Linked DNA regions of Homo sapiens: regions 1, 2, 4 and 5 are each linked to region 3. A link is a contact called in ENCODE Hi-C or POLR2A ChIA-PET data. All regions are on one chromosome and are shown on one strand. Each heading gives the region's core, a stretch centred on a gene start or an enhancer-like site at or near the end of the contact. The rest is flanking DNA. Distances are from core to core; before and after follow the strand shown.

Region 1 (2,700 bases), core at 5-2,504, 320 kb before region 3:
CAACCCGGGCCCTGAACATCTTCTCAAACTCCCGGGACCCAGGTTCCGGCGCGCGCCCCGCGTGCCGGGTCTTGCCCCTCGGGCGGGACCGCCCAGGCAGCCCCAAATCCAGCCTCCCGGGCCCCCAGCAGCGCCCTCCGCCTCTCCACCATCCCGTCCGGCTCGCAGTCGGGGCCAAATCGAGAGACAAGAGGGCTGTGCCTGAAACTGAGCGGTTTCACCACTCGGCACCTCCTGGCAGAAACTTCCCTTAAAAAAAAAAAAAAAGAAAAGAAAAAAAAAAGCAGCAGCACTTTTGGGCTAGCATTTCAATCCTTCCTGCCCTTTAGAGTTCCCAGTTCTGCTTCCAGCTGGCTTTGGGTGTTCCACTAGAATTGAGTTGTAAAGATATTCTTTAAGTGTTTATAGAACATTAAGACTTAAAAAAATCTTTAAAATTAGAGGAGGGAAAAAAAAAGCCACCTTATCGCACACATCCAGGAAACGCAGCCCCGTGCATCCCTGTTCAGGGATGAGCAGGCGCCCCAAGACTCCCGGGGACAGATTTTTGGGCACCCGAGGGAGTCACGGGGCGCGCGTCGGGGTCCGCGGCGAGGCCCAGCCCCTCCCGCGGTCCCTTAGAGGCGCCCTCCGCCCGGCCCGAGTGGACCGTCCCGGCCATTGTTTACGGGGGGATGCCCGTCCGGACGCATTGTTTTGGCCGCTTCCAACTTGCCCCGGCCCTTCCCCGGGCATCGCGGGGGGACCCTACGCCGACGTTCCCCCTCCGCCCGCGCCCCAAGGGCCAACTGGGCAAATTGGGAGACCCGCCCCGCGGGGCGACCCAACTTTTCGGAACAGCCCCCCACCGCCCACCCCCGCAGACCCCCGCTCCCGGCGGAGATTCAGGGAACCCCGCACCCCAAGCCCCTCTGAATCGTGCGGCGTGAGTGTGACGGCCAAGAGCGGATGCAGCCCGGGATCGCCCGCACCTTCCCGCGGGCGGAAGCGCAGGAGCCGGCTGGGGAGGGGGCGCCCTAGAGGAGCGGATAGAAAGCTGAGACGGGGAACTGAGGTCATCCTGGGGGGGGACAAGACAACGAGAGCCGGGCGCCTCGGGGGCGGCGCGGGAGCCTCCGCAGGACCGGGCGGGCGCCCCGGCTGGCGCGGGCGGGGGGCGCGCCCCCTTTACCTGCGGCTCCGGCTCCTCGGCCATTTCCTCGCGCGGCGGCGGCCGGGACTGAGCTGACACCACTCGGGCCGGCCGGGTTTGAATGAGGAGGAGCGGGCGCGGAGGGGAGGGGGCGGGGAGGGCGGAGGGAGGGAGGGAGGCGTCGCGGAGTTTCTCTCAGCCTTTTGTGCGGACACCTCCCGGATTCCGCGCCCGCACCCGGCCCCCCAAAAGACACGGGGAGCCGCGGGCGAGGGGTGCAGCCATCCGCCGAGGAGCCTAGTGCCTTCGCGCCTCCAAGACCCCCCCCCAACAAAAAAGGAGCGTCCCCCACCCCCACCCCCGCCCGGAGAATATAGGGGCCGGGCTCACCTCGGGCGCGGGGCTAAGGTGAGCGGGGCGGGGGTGCGCACGGGGGCAAAGGCGCGGGCGCCCCCTACTCGTCCGCGCGGGGACAGTGCAGGCGCGGGGGGTCCCTAGAGCCGCCGGGGCGCGGCGCGTCCGGCGCTGGGGGACTGTTGGGTCAGAAAGTGTTCAGGGAGCAGCTGTTGCGCCCTCCCTCGGCCCCGCCGCTCGGAGACGCCCCGCCCCCTGCCTTCACCGGCCGCCCCGCCCCCTGCCTTCACCGGCCGCCCGGCCACGCCCCACACCGCCCCGGCCCCGCCCCAGCGCCCACGTGACTAGCATAGGCGCGCCCCTGCTCCGCCCCCCGCCGCCGACTCCGCCTCCGGGACGGGAGCGAGCGGCGAGCGCGCGCACTCCCAGTTCTCGCTCGGCGACTCCCGCGCACGCGCGCGCCGTGCCACCCTCCCCGCGCCCCCCGCCCCGCACCCCTCCTCCCGCCATCCGGCTTAACGTGGCGGGCGCGCGCCGCGGCGGTAGCCGTGACAGGTACCCGGGGAGGCCGGAGGGAGGGGGCCGCGAGGGTGTGCGCAGGCGCAGATCCGGCCCTGTCCCCGCCGCCCCCTCCTCTGCAAGGTGTGCGCGGGCGAGGGGAGGGGCCCGCGGCCCGAACCCCTGGGTCACCCCGAATTACAAACAAAAACCTTAACGCCGTTGCTCGCGGGTTAGAAGGCAGCTGTGCGCGAAAAACACCAAAGATTTTCTTCAAGCTTGAGGAAGGTCGAGAAGATAAACAGTTTTTAAATGAGTATCTTCAGAAAGCTATTTAATTGTTGTGATTTTTTTTTTTCTGAAAGGGCTGGGCTTGCGCTATTCTAACTTGAGATTTCTAAACTTAGCCTAGGTTCCAAGAATCTACTTGGTTTTGATAGAAATCCATTTGGAGGAAACCGGGGACAAAAAAAGGGACAAAAAAAAAAAAAAAAAAACCGCTACCCTTTCCCCTCCTCCCTACGCACAACTCATTTAAAGCGTTTCCCAAATGTTTTCTTTCCTTACTGAAAAAAAGGACAAAAAAAAGATCCTGATTCCTAAGGCCTGTGATATTTCCCCATTTTAAATAAGCTTCGAGGAACCATAGACATAACAAGCACATCCACAATTTTTCTACCCCAAAATGCAAACTAATGCAAATGTGAAATGGATCT
Region 2 (2,700 bases), core at 123-2,622, 300 kb before region 3:
TTATGTATCCCCACACGATTACATACAGCCATTTTAGAATTAGAAAGCTTTGAAAAATAGGCCATTGGGAAATATTTATAATAGCAAATGAAAAAACCGAGATGCAAAGTTGTATTTTTAATGAACTCTAATTTTTTCTATTAGTAACGAAAAAAGGATGTAATATACATAAAAATATTTAAATTGATTTTATCAGAAAAATTTTAGTACAGACTGAATATTATATGAAAACAAAAAAATTTTATTTCATTAGCTGTAATAATGGCACGGATTATTACAGAATATGCATTATATATATATTTAAAGATGTATACTGAAGGATATAGAAGAATGACATGACATAGGAGAATTTATAATACTTTAGTAAATAAAAAAACAAGAGAATTGAACCAAAGGTGGTTAACATCTTGAAACTAGAACTTGCCCAGGCACCGTGGTTCACGCCTGTAATCCCAGCACTTTGGGAGGCCGAGGCAGGTAGATCATGAGGCCAGGAGATCAAGACCATCCTGGCTAACACGGTGAAACCCCGTCTCTACTAAAAATACAAAAAATTAGCCGGGCGTGGTGGTGGGTGCCTGTAGTCCCAGCTATTTAGGAGGCTGAGGCAGGAGAATGGTGTGAACCCGGGAGGCAGAGATTGCAGTGAGCTGAGATCGTGCCACTGCACTCCAGCCTGGGCGACAGAGCGAGACTCCATCTCAAAAAAAAAAAAAAGAAAAAGAAAAAGAAACTAGAACTGGGCATCAGATATGGGGGTTACTCATTACACTATTTTTATTATTCTCTCTACTTTCGCATACATTTCAAAATTTTTATTAAAATTGTTTCTTTTTTTCTTTTTTTACCCTTAATCCTATGATGGGTTATATTTAAAAATTTTTTTAATGTTTGTTTTTCAATAATGGCATATGTATGACCCTTTTTCTACTTTCTATTTTTCTCTAATTATTTTTCATAATCTACTTATATTACCTTTGAAATAAATTAACATTTATTTTACCAAAAAGTAATTTAAAATAAGAATAGTAAACAGTTCCACAGAAAAGTTTTTCTTGCCATGTAATTCTAGTGAATCCTCAGAATGCTATGATAAGCCTGTGTACCTTAAAATGTGAGCTTCTAAATGGTCCAAATCTTTTGGGACGGCACCGTGCCATCTGAGACTGCTGTAAATATGATCAGCTGATAAAAGGCCAGCTGCAACTAACCATTTTAAAGATTAGGAACCATTTAAAAACACACACACACACACACACACCACCTCTGGCCTCTTAAGTGTTAAGTGGCAAGATACTCTGGTTTATTTCTAAAGTTTCATGCAATAATCACGTAAGCACCGAGCAGGACAGAATTCTACATACCGCCAAGCTGACTCAGAAAGAAGGGTTCCACATTCCTTAATTAGCAGCATGAGAAAAGCACCACTTCCTGCGGTGGAGTTCCCATTTCATCCAGCCACTCCACTGGCTCGGTACATCCTCAAGTCCACGAAAAAGATTTTCATAAAGTCTGGAGACACAGTGTTGTTTAATTTATTTCATTTTACTTTGTTTTGTTTTATCCTACTTTATTCTATTATACTCTATCCTATTATATGTATTCTAATTTTTACAAATTGAAGATGTTTGTAATGACGTAGATTCTTTGTTTCTAGACTTTATGGATGCCTGTATATACTGAAATCACAGTTGGAGGCAGAGTAGGTGAACACTTGACCAACTTGAAAATACAGCTTCTACTTTGGGAGGCCAAGGTGGGAGGATCACTTGAGCCCAGGAGTTTGAGACCAGCCTGAACAACATAGTGAGACCCCCCCATCTCTATTTTTAATCTTTCTTTTTTTTTTTTTTTTTAAGACAGAATCTCACTCTGTCACCCAGGCTACAGTGCAGTGGCATGATCTCGGCTCACTGCAGTCTCCCTGTCCCGGGTTCAAGCAATTCTCATGTCTCAGCCTCCCGAGTAGCTGGGACTACAGGCATGCACCACCATGCTCGGCTAATTTTTGTATTTTTAGTAGAGATGAGGTTTCACCATGTTAGCCAGGCTGTTCTCAAACTCCTGACCTCAAGTGATCTGCCCACGTAAAACTCCCAAATTGCTGGGATTACAGGCGTGAGCCACACACACACCCGCAGCCCCCACCACCACCAGTCGTCTCTATTTTTTAAACGAAAGAAAATACAGCTTTCTTGATTATTAACAGTCAAAAGATTCAAAGTCCTAGACCAGAAGTTTCTTTTTTAGTACCTATGACTTAAGTTTATGATTTGGATTAAAGTTCTCTGGCAGAACACCCACAGGATGCCAAAGCCTGAGGAAGATTTCCGAACAAGATTACACGGTTTTCCAATGGGATACATTTGATCACGTGTGAAAACATGGTGGCAGCACTACTGCAACCTTAAATGAAAGGGCAAATTCTCAGGAAACACATTCTGCTTGTAAATATTGGATGTAACCATTCTAACAGTTATTTACTTTTAACTTGAGAAATTTTAAAGAAATGTAGCCGGGCGCGGTGGCTCATGCCTGTAATCTCAGCACTTTGGGAGGCCGAGGCGGGTGGATCGCCTGAGGTAAGGAGTTCGAGACCAGCCTGGCCAACATGGTGAAACCCCATCTCTACTAAAAATGAAAAATTAGCCGGTCATGGTGGCAGGCGCCTGTATGTAATTCCAGCTACTCGGCAGGCTG
Region 3 (2,700 bases), core at 14-2,513:
TATCTGGTCTCCAGTGCCCACCTCCTCCTCCCAGTCTTTTCTCTCACCCTGACTCTGAACTTCTCCAGGCCTGGTGTTATGTTTTCTGTAGCGTGACCTTATAACTAACCATCCCATCGAAGACGCTTGGGGGAGTGAAAGGAGGGGCTATTAATACTTCTGCAAAAACTGGCGCTGCCCTGAGCACACTGGGATGCCTGGTGGTGGTGGTGGTTAGGTGTAGATTTCTCCCCATTCCTTAGTGCCTCACAAGGGTGCTGTAAAACGTTTGTCGAGTGTGTTTTATCAACAGTCTCAGAAGGGGTGGTAAAAAAAAATACTCGTTTGTTTCATACAGAGAGAAATTGCATTACAAAGTGATGACTTACAAAATCACCGAAAGGAAATCAATGGTGAGGTGGAGCCAAACCTCTGCTGTAGAATTTCTGGATTCAGATAACACAGAGCTCTCTCCATCAAGCATTTGTGTGCAGAAGCTAAGCTCCAGGCCCAGGGAGAGAGCTTGAAGCAAAGACATAATAAAACAGTAACAGCTGCTACCGAAGCTGTGTCATGCAACTTTGCTTAGCCCTTTACTGTATGGTCTCATTTATTCCTTAAGGAAGGTGAGATTATAATAGAAAAGGAAAATGAATGTGCCGCAGTCACACAAATCACTCACTACTACACTGCCACCAGAGCCCAACAGAGTAGCCACAATTGTTTTCTTCCTAAAAGGTGCAATGGAGTAATACTGCACAATTTCCATTTAGATGTCCCTTCAACACGTTTCCTGGGAATCTTAGAGCAGTTAACACCCATTTAGAAAGGAGCTTTTTCATTTCGTAAATATGTTCAGTGCACCAAAACAGGCAAACAAGATAACCCGAACTCTTAACTTGCCTCAGCACCTCACCCCTTAAGATACATAGAAACAAATCAGAAATTATGCTCAATAAGGAATTTGCAAGGCTGAGGAGGGGGAGCTGGAGTCAAATCAGCTGGGTCTTCCGCCCCCTTCAGTAGGAGGGGGAAGATTACTGCAGAGAATGTAACAAGGAGAATAAGAGAGAGGGAGGGAGGGGGAAGAGAGAGAGAGAGGGAGGGGGGTGGAGAAAGAGAGAGACAGAGAAGGAAAGGAAGAAAGAAAAAGAGAGAGAATAACTGTTGGTAACGGACAGCCCAAGAAAATTGTAGAAAAGTCCATCTCTGGTACCTACCTGGTGCCACCTTCCCCCCACCCCCGCGTTGTTTATTTATTTATTTATTTTTTCTAGCCACCACCATTTTGTTGCCTGGCAGAGGTGTGAGATGCAAGGCTGTTTACAAAGCCCCCAGCAAGAGCAATCCCATCATCAGGAGGTTTGCTTCCCCCCCGGGCCAGCCCTCTCGCTCTCCATGCCCGTCTTGGCTGCATGCGTTGTACCTAACACATTTAACCCGCGTTTCTTAAGAGTTCTGCAAAATGGTGTCTGCTGGTGTTTGCAAGGGAAGCTCCCGCTGGGCGTCCCGAGCTGGGTGGGAGCTGAGTGTGCGGTTCCCTAACGAGCTGGCGGCCGGCCTGAGCGGCTCTGATCTCCAATTCTGACGGCTTGTCCTTCAGGTGACCTATATTATCTGGCACCTCAGTTGCTGCTCACAAAGAAAAAGTATCACTGGAAGAAAGAAAAAAAAAATCCCAAGTGATTGTGTACATGCTCTTTATTGAGAATATTAAACTCAGACGCCCTCTGCTGGGCAAGACGGGAAGGGGAGGCTGGGAGTAGGGGAGGGTGGCCGGGAGGGCTCAGGAGAAGCCGGGGACGGCCTCCTTCCTGTGAGATCTGTGGGCATGATTCAGGGCAAAGGGCGCCCATCAGAGCTGCTTTAGGCAAAGGGAAATACAAAACAAAAGTGAAACCGCTGACAAGGAAATCATTTAATTGGGGAGAAATGACAACTTCTTCACTTGGATTTTTTTTTTTCCTGTTCCTAAAATTGTTGCTTTTGATAGGTGAGAGGGAATGGGGTGGGGGAGACTGCTGGACACTGCCAACTTATTCATCAAGACAAAGGGTTTGGGTTTCAGGGAAGTCCTAGCAAAGAGTGTGGCTCAGCGGGTAGAAGGGTAGCTGAAATACCAGGACATTTTTGAGAGTGAAACAGAGTGCTATGGATGATGATGCGGACACAGCAGGTATAGTCCAGAGTGTCCCAGGCAAATCTGACTACCTAGTCCAGCACTGCACAGAGAGCTTTCTAGGATGATATGAATGTTTTGCATCTGTCCTGTCCTATCTATCTATCTATTTATTTATTTATTTTTGAGACAGAGCCTTTCTCTGTTGCCCAGGCTGGAGTGCAGTGGCACGATCTCGGCTCACGGCAACCTCCAACTCTTAAGTTCAAGCGATTCTCGTACCCCAACCTCCCGAGTAGCTGGGATTACAGGCACCCGCCACCATGGCTGGCTAATTTTTGTATTTTTAGTAGAGACAGGGTTTCGCCGTGTTGGCCAGGATGGTCTCAAACTCCTGACCTCAGGTGATCCACCTGCCTCAGCCTCCCAAAGTGCCGGGATTACAGGCGCGAGCCACTGCGCCCGGACTGTCCTGTCCTATATGGTAACCACCACCCACATGTGGCTACTGGGCTCTTGAAATGCAGCTACGCAACTGTGAGGGGATGAATTCTTAACTTCATTTAATTTTTGTTATTCTGAATTTACATTTAAATAGTCAC
Region 4 (2,700 bases), core at 1-2,500, 410 kb before region 3:
GCACTTTACAACAGCCAAGTGAAGCATTTGCTACGGAAACTTACATGGATCTCTCCTCGCTCCACACCGCTGCATGGCACCCTCTGGGTTACAGTGATGCCATCATAATACAATTTCATTTTTTGTTCCCCAAGGCCAAAAATATCTACTATCTAGTCGTTTACCAAAAATCTTTGACGAGCCCCATTACTCTGTCACTAGATTTCAGACTCATGAAGACAGGAGCAAAATCCTGCTTGGTCTCCCACTGTTTCACCAGCTCCTGCAACAGAGTCTATCAGCCCTCACACTGCACAGTTGCTTAAAAAAAATAAAATTATGTATACATAGAAAAGAATCAGGCCGGGCATGGTGGCTCATGCCTGTAACCTGAGTACTTTGGGACGCCAAGGCAGGCAGATCACTTGAACCCAGGAGTTTGGGACCAGCCTGGACAACATGATGAAACTCCATCTCTACAGAAAATTTAAAAAATTATCCAAGTGTGGTGGTATGTGCCTGCAGTCACAGCTACTCGGGAGGGTGAGGCAGGAGAATCATCTGAGTCCCAGAGTTCAAGGCTGCAGTGAGCCATGATTGTGCCACTGCACTTCAGTCTGGGCGACAGAGCAAGACCCTGTCTCAAAAAAGGAAGGAAGAGAGGGAGGAAGGGAGGGAGGAAGGAAGGGAGGAAGGGAGGGAGGAAGGGAGGGAGGAAAGAAAGGAGGGAGAAAGGGAGGAAAGGAGGGAGGGAGGAAGGGAGACAGGGAGGAAGGAGGGAGGAAGGAAGGATCAACAGATACGTGGAGGAGCCAAGATGGCCGAATAGGAACAGCTCCGGTCTACAGCTCCCAGCGTGAGCGACACAGAAGACGGGTGATTTCTGCATTTCCATCTGAGGTACCGGGTTCATCTCACTAGGGAGTGCCAGACAGTGGGTGCGGGTCAGTGGGTGTGCGCACCGTGCGTGAGCCGAAGCAGGGCGAGGCATTGCCTCACTTGGGAAGCGCAAGGGGTCAGGGAGTTCCCTTTCTGAGTCAAAGAAAGGGGTGACGGACTCACCTGGAAAATCGGGTCACTCCCACCCGAATATTGCGCTTTTCGGACGGGCTTAAAAAACGGCGCACCACGAGATTATATCCGGCACCTGGCTCGGAGGGTCCTACGCCCACGGAGTCTCGCTGATTGCTAGCACAGCAGTCTGAGATCAAACTGCAAGGCGGCAGTGAGGCTGGCGGAGGGGCGCCCGCCATTGCCCAGGCTTGCTTAGGTAAACAAAGCAGCCGGGAAGCTCCAACTGGGCCCAGCCCACCACAGCTCAAGGAGTCCTGCCTGCCTCTGTAGGCTCCACCTCTGGGGGCAGGGCACAGACAAACAAAAAGACAGCAGTAACCTCTGCAGACTTAAATGTCCCTGTCTGACAGCTTTGAAGAGAGCAGTGGTTCTCCCAGCACGCAGCTGGAGATCTGAGAACGGGCAGACTGCCTCCTCAAGTGGGTCCCTGACCCCTGACCCCCGAGCAGCCTAACTGGGAGGCACCCCCCAGCAGGGGCACACTGACACCTCACACGGCAGGGTATTCCAACAGACCTGCAGCTGAGGGTCCTGTCTGTTAGAAGGAAAACTAACAAACAGAATGGACATCCACACCAAAAACCCATCTGTACATCACCATCATCAAAGACCAAAAGTAGATAAAACCACAAAGATGGGGAAAAAACAGAACAGAAAAACTGGAAACTCTAAAACGCAGAGCGCCTCTCCTCCTCCAAAGGAACGCAGTTCCTCACCAGCAACGGAACAAAGCTGGATGGAGAATGACTTTGATCAGCTGAGAGAAGAAGGCTTCAGACGATCAAATTACTCTGAGCTACGGGAGGACATTCAAACCAAAGGCAAAGAAGTTGAAAACTTTGAAAAAAATTTAGAAGAATGTATAACTAGAATAACCAATACAGAGAAGTGCTTAAAGGAGCTGATGGAGCTGAAAACCAAGGCTCGAGAACTACATGAAGAATGCAGAAGCCTCAGGAGCCGATGCAATCAACTGGAAGAAAGGGTATCAGCGATGGAAGATGAAATAAATGAAATGAAGCGAGAAGGGAAGTTTAGAGAAAAAAGAATAAAAAGAAATGAGCAAAGCCTCCAAGAAATATGGGACTATGTGAAAAGACCAAATCTACGTCTGATTGGTATACCTGAAAGTGATGGGGAGAATGGAACCAAGTTGGAAAACACTCTGCAGGATATTATCCAGGAGAACTTCCCCAATCTAGCAAGGCAGGCCAACGTTCAGATTCAGGAAATACAGAGAATGCCACAAAGATACTCCTCGAGAAGAGCAACTCCAAGACACATAATTGTCAGATTCACCAGAGTTGAAATGAAGGAAAAAATGTTAAGGGCAGCCAGAGAGAAAGGTTGGGTTACCCTCAAAGGGAAACCCATCAGACTAACAGCGGATCTCTCAGCAGAAACCCTACAAGCCAGAAGAGAGTGGGGGCCAATATTCAACATTCTTAAAGAAAAGAATTTTCAACCCAGAATTTCATATCCAGCCAAACTAAGCTTCATAAGTGAAGGAGAAATAAAATACTTTACAGACAAGCAAATGCTGAGAGATTTTGTCACCACCAGGCCTGCCCTAAAAGAGCTCCTGAAGGAAGCGCTAAACATGGAAAGGAACAACCGGTACCAGCCGCTGCAAAATCATGCCAAAAT
Region 5 (2,700 bases), core at 195-2,694, 270 kb before region 3:
GGCACACGTCTGTAGTCCCAGCTACTCAGGAGGCTGAGGTATGATAATTGCTTGAACCCAGGAGGCAGAGGTTGCAGTGAGCCGAGATCATGCCATTGCACTCCAGCCTGGGTGACAAAAGCAAAACGCCCTCTCAAAAATAAATAAATAAATAAAGTCTGTTAATTTAAAAATAAATAAATGCTTAAAAGGCACTCTGTCTAATGAGTACAAAAATTGGAAGGAAAATGACCCTTCACTTCACTGTTGCATGAACAGGAAATGGAAATGTTTTTGGGCATATGTATCTCTTGGGAGAGTGAGGTGGAAAACAATACCAGCCACCATTCTTTAATTTGGATTGATCCACTGTTCTTGATTTTGAATAGCAGGTGGCTTTGCTGTGGTGTTATTGTTGTTGCTCTTTTTTTGTTTGTTTGTTTGAGACAGAGTCTTGCTCTGTCGCCTAGGCTGGAGCATAGTGGCGCGATCTCGACTCACTACAACCTCCGCCTCCCGGGTTCAAGCGATTCTCCTACTGGGATTACAAGCACATGACACCATGCCCGGTTAATTTTTGTACTTTTAGTAGAGACAGGATTTCACCATGTTGGTCAGGCTGGTCTCGAACTCCTGACCTCGTGAACCACCCACCTTGGCCTCCCAAAGTGCTGGGATTATAGGCGTGAGTCACTGTGCCCGAACGTTGCTCTTTAATGTTAGTATTTTGTTATCCCAAAGAAAGCTCTCAGACCACGGAGACTCTTAAAAGACAATATCAAATGTTTCAACAACTGACAAACCTCAGACTTCCTGTATTTCTGTAAGTTGCAGTTTTCCCTTCCTTCTTCTTCTAATTTGTTAATATCTCTGGGGCCACAGGCTCTCTCTCTCTCACACAGGTCTCTAACTAGATCAGTGGATCAAAGGTGAGGCTTTGCTAAGTAATCAGGGTAATTTCACCGGTGTAGCAAGCTATTAAAAACAGACCTGCAGGGTTTTTCAAGGACAACCAAGGTATTGATTTGGCAACCAAAAACTCCTGTAGTGCAAGCAATAATACACCAGGGCCAGTGTTTCCAACACCGTCACAACTCCTCCCCCTCCCTGTCCCTAGTGACATTACAAAAGGCACAGCTAAGGCCGATACTCCAGCTCCTATGCCCCTGCTCCTGTCTTCAAAAGGAACGTCACTGTTATAAATTAGACAAGGGAAGAAAAACCTCATTTCTTTGATGATTTTTTTAAAGAGCTTTGTTTTCCCACGCATAATTGTTCTTCCTATTCATTATGCCTTTATGTAGACTTTGCTTTTTCCTTTAAAGAATACACTTCTTATGTAATTTGTTTTGCATTTCTGGAATGAGGAACTTTTCTGCTCATATTGTTGTTAAAATCTAGACAACACGCCCGTGTGATAGATCACCCTGAGCCTTGGAAGGAAATGATTCACCACAATACTGTAACTGAAAGTCGTCTAACACCAGGGCTGGAAGGCAGGCTATGAACCGCTGCATTACCTGCGTGCAGCAGCAATGGGAGGCAGCCAGAGGTTCCCTCGGCCTGCCTAGCTCACTTCAGCTTTGTTCCTGTTCTGTTTCCTCCGTCCGAGTAGCAGGATGCTGGAAATTCATCCTCCATTTTTAAGTTTTAAAAGAAACCCAAAAATTGTGATTTTTTTTTTTTTTTTGACACCGAGTTTTGCTCTTGTCACCCAGGCTGAAGTGCAATGGCACGATCTTGGCTCACTGCAACTTCTGCCTCCCAGGTTCAAGGGATTCTCCTGCCTTAGCCTCCTGAGTAGCTGGGATTCCAGGTGCCCAGCATATGCCCAGCTAATTTTTGTATTTTTAGTAGACTCAGTGTTTCACCATCTTGGTCAGGCTGGTCTTGAACTCCTGACCTCAGGTGATCTGCCCATCTCAGCCTCCCAAAATGTTGGGATTACAGGGGTGAGCCACTGCACCCAGCTGGGATTTTTAATAAGCCACATCTGCCCAAATGGGCCTTTCCAGGCTACTGTCTTATAATTTTGCACTTAAATTTGTATTTAAACCACACATTAATGCACTGTATGGAAAAAGTGAACACCAAACATACCTATTACTAATAAAAAGATTTCAAACAATAAAGCCAAAAGAGCAGAGAAACTAAAAATAAAAAATATGTATTTTATTTTCCTCTGCATGTTTTTGGTGAAGGCAGATCATAGATTACGCCCATGTCAGAAACAATGCAATTTTATAATTCTTATGAAAAATGGGCCAGGCGCAATGGCTCATACCTGTAATCCCAGCACCTTTGAGAGGCCTAAGTGGGTGGATCACCTGAGGTAGGGAGTTGGAGACCAGCCTGACCAACATGGAGAAACCCCGTCTCTACTAAAAATACAAAATTAGCTGGGCATGGTGGTGCATGCCCGTAATCCCAGCTACTAGGGAGGCCGAGGCAGGAGAATTGCTTGAACCCAGGAGGCAGAGGTTGCAGTGAGCCGAGATCGCTGGTTGTGGTGGTGTGCACCTGTAGTCCCAACTAGTCTGGAGGCTGTGGTGGAAGAATCTCTTGAGCCTGGGAGGTTGACGCTGCAGTGAGCCAAGATTGTCACCGAACTCCAGCCTGGGCAACAAAGCAAGACCTTGTCTCCAGAAAAACAAAAACAACAACAAAAAAAACTAATTAATATTTCAGTAAAATTTAGGTATAAATTTGGCAAGAATATAG

The links. A loop is a pair of places that touch in the nucleus more often than their neighbours do. ChIA-PET counts read pairs that join two places held with the same protein, here RNA polymerase II (POLR2A). Pooled maps may share reads with other maps.
Region 1: a loop to region 3 is called in a map of mammary epithelial cell, with 6 times the contacts of the local background. The contact joins the promoter of ZNF217 here to the promoter of BCAS1-AS1 in region 3. A Hi-C loop is called at or near these places in 26 of 168 maps with a recorded cell type or tissue (A673, B cell, Caco-2 and 19 more), 17 of 37 single-sample maps with no recorded cell type and 21 of 50 pooled maps. POLR2A ChIA-PET finds 5 or more read pairs at or near these places in 33 of 52 experiments (A549, A673, AG04449 and 26 more).
Region 2: a loop to region 3 is called in a map of K562, with 4 times the contacts of the local background. The contact joins the enhancer-like site here to the promoter of BCAS1-AS1 in region 3. A Hi-C loop is called at or near these places in 6 of 168 maps with a recorded cell type or tissue (Calu3, K562, MCF 10A and 3 more), 1 of 37 single-sample maps with no recorded cell type and 20 of 50 pooled maps. POLR2A ChIA-PET finds 5 or more read pairs at or near these places in 25 of 52 experiments (A549, AG04449, CD4-positive, alpha-beta T cell and 21 more).
Region 4: POLR2A ChIA-PET joins it to region 3 with 31 read pairs in OCI-LY7. The contact joins the promoter of TSHZ2-AS1 here to the promoter of BCAS1-AS1 in region 3. POLR2A ChIA-PET finds 5 or more read pairs at or near these places in 3 of 52 experiments (H1, OCI-LY7 and naive thymus-derived CD4-positive, alpha-beta T cell).
Region 5: a loop to region 3 is called in a map of endothelial cell of umbilical vein, with 4 times the contacts of the local background. The contact joins the enhancer-like site here to the promoter of BCAS1-AS1 in region 3. A Hi-C loop is called at or near these places in 7 of 168 maps with a recorded cell type or tissue (CD14-positive monocyte, CD8-positive, alpha-beta T cell, Calu3 and 4 more), 33 of 37 single-sample maps with no recorded cell type and 22 of 50 pooled maps. POLR2A ChIA-PET finds 5 or more read pairs at or near these places in 22 of 52 experiments (AG04450, BJ, CD4-positive, alpha-beta T cell and 17 more).

The regions. Positions count from the first base shown.
Region 1 is chr20:53,592,585-53,595,284 of GRCh38, forward strand. ZNF217 (zinc finger protein 217) reads right to left here and starts at 1,255. Exons shown (of 6, transcript NM_006526.3): 1 at 1,172-1,255. RefSeq lists silencers at 1-205, 626-775, 1,266-1,345, 1,436-2,275.
Region 2 is chr20:53,610,344-53,613,043 of GRCh38, forward strand. The region is part of intron 1 of LOC105372672 (a long non-coding RNA gene); the gene reads left to right. Among named protein-coding and RNA genes, the nearest start is that of ZNF217, 18 kb to the left of the region's middle. RefSeq lists an enhancer at 427-476. Within about 2 kb of position 1,373, at least 13 of the 41 ENCODE cell types and tissues checked have a DNase peak (open chromatin) inside an H3K27ac peak, as active enhancers do; they include CD4-positive, alpha-beta T cell, GM12878, HCT116 and 5 more, where a contact is called at or near this core.
Region 3 is chr20:53,914,226-53,916,925 of GRCh38, forward strand. It overlaps BCAS1-AS1 (BCAS1 antisense RNA 1), which reads left to right and starts at 1,264. Exons shown (of 5, transcript NR_199019.1): 1 at 1,264-1,341.
Region 4 is chr20:53,503,068-53,505,767 of GRCh38, forward strand. TSHZ2-AS1 (TSHZ2 antisense RNA 1) reads right to left here and starts at 1,251. Exons shown (of 6, transcript NR_187667.1): 1 at 1,042-1,251. RefSeq lists an enhancer at 1,003-1,653.
Region 5 is chr20:53,641,872-53,644,571 of GRCh38, forward strand. No RefSeq gene overlaps it. Among named protein-coding and RNA genes, the nearest start is that of ZNF217, 49 kb to the left of the region's middle. RefSeq lists enhancers at 1,408-1,457, 1,498-1,547. Within about 2 kb of position 1,445, at least 29 of the 41 ENCODE cell types and tissues checked have a DNase peak (open chromatin) inside an H3K27ac peak, as active enhancers do; they include CD14-positive monocyte, CD4-positive, alpha-beta T cell, CD8-positive, alpha-beta T cell and 5 more, where a contact is called at or near this core.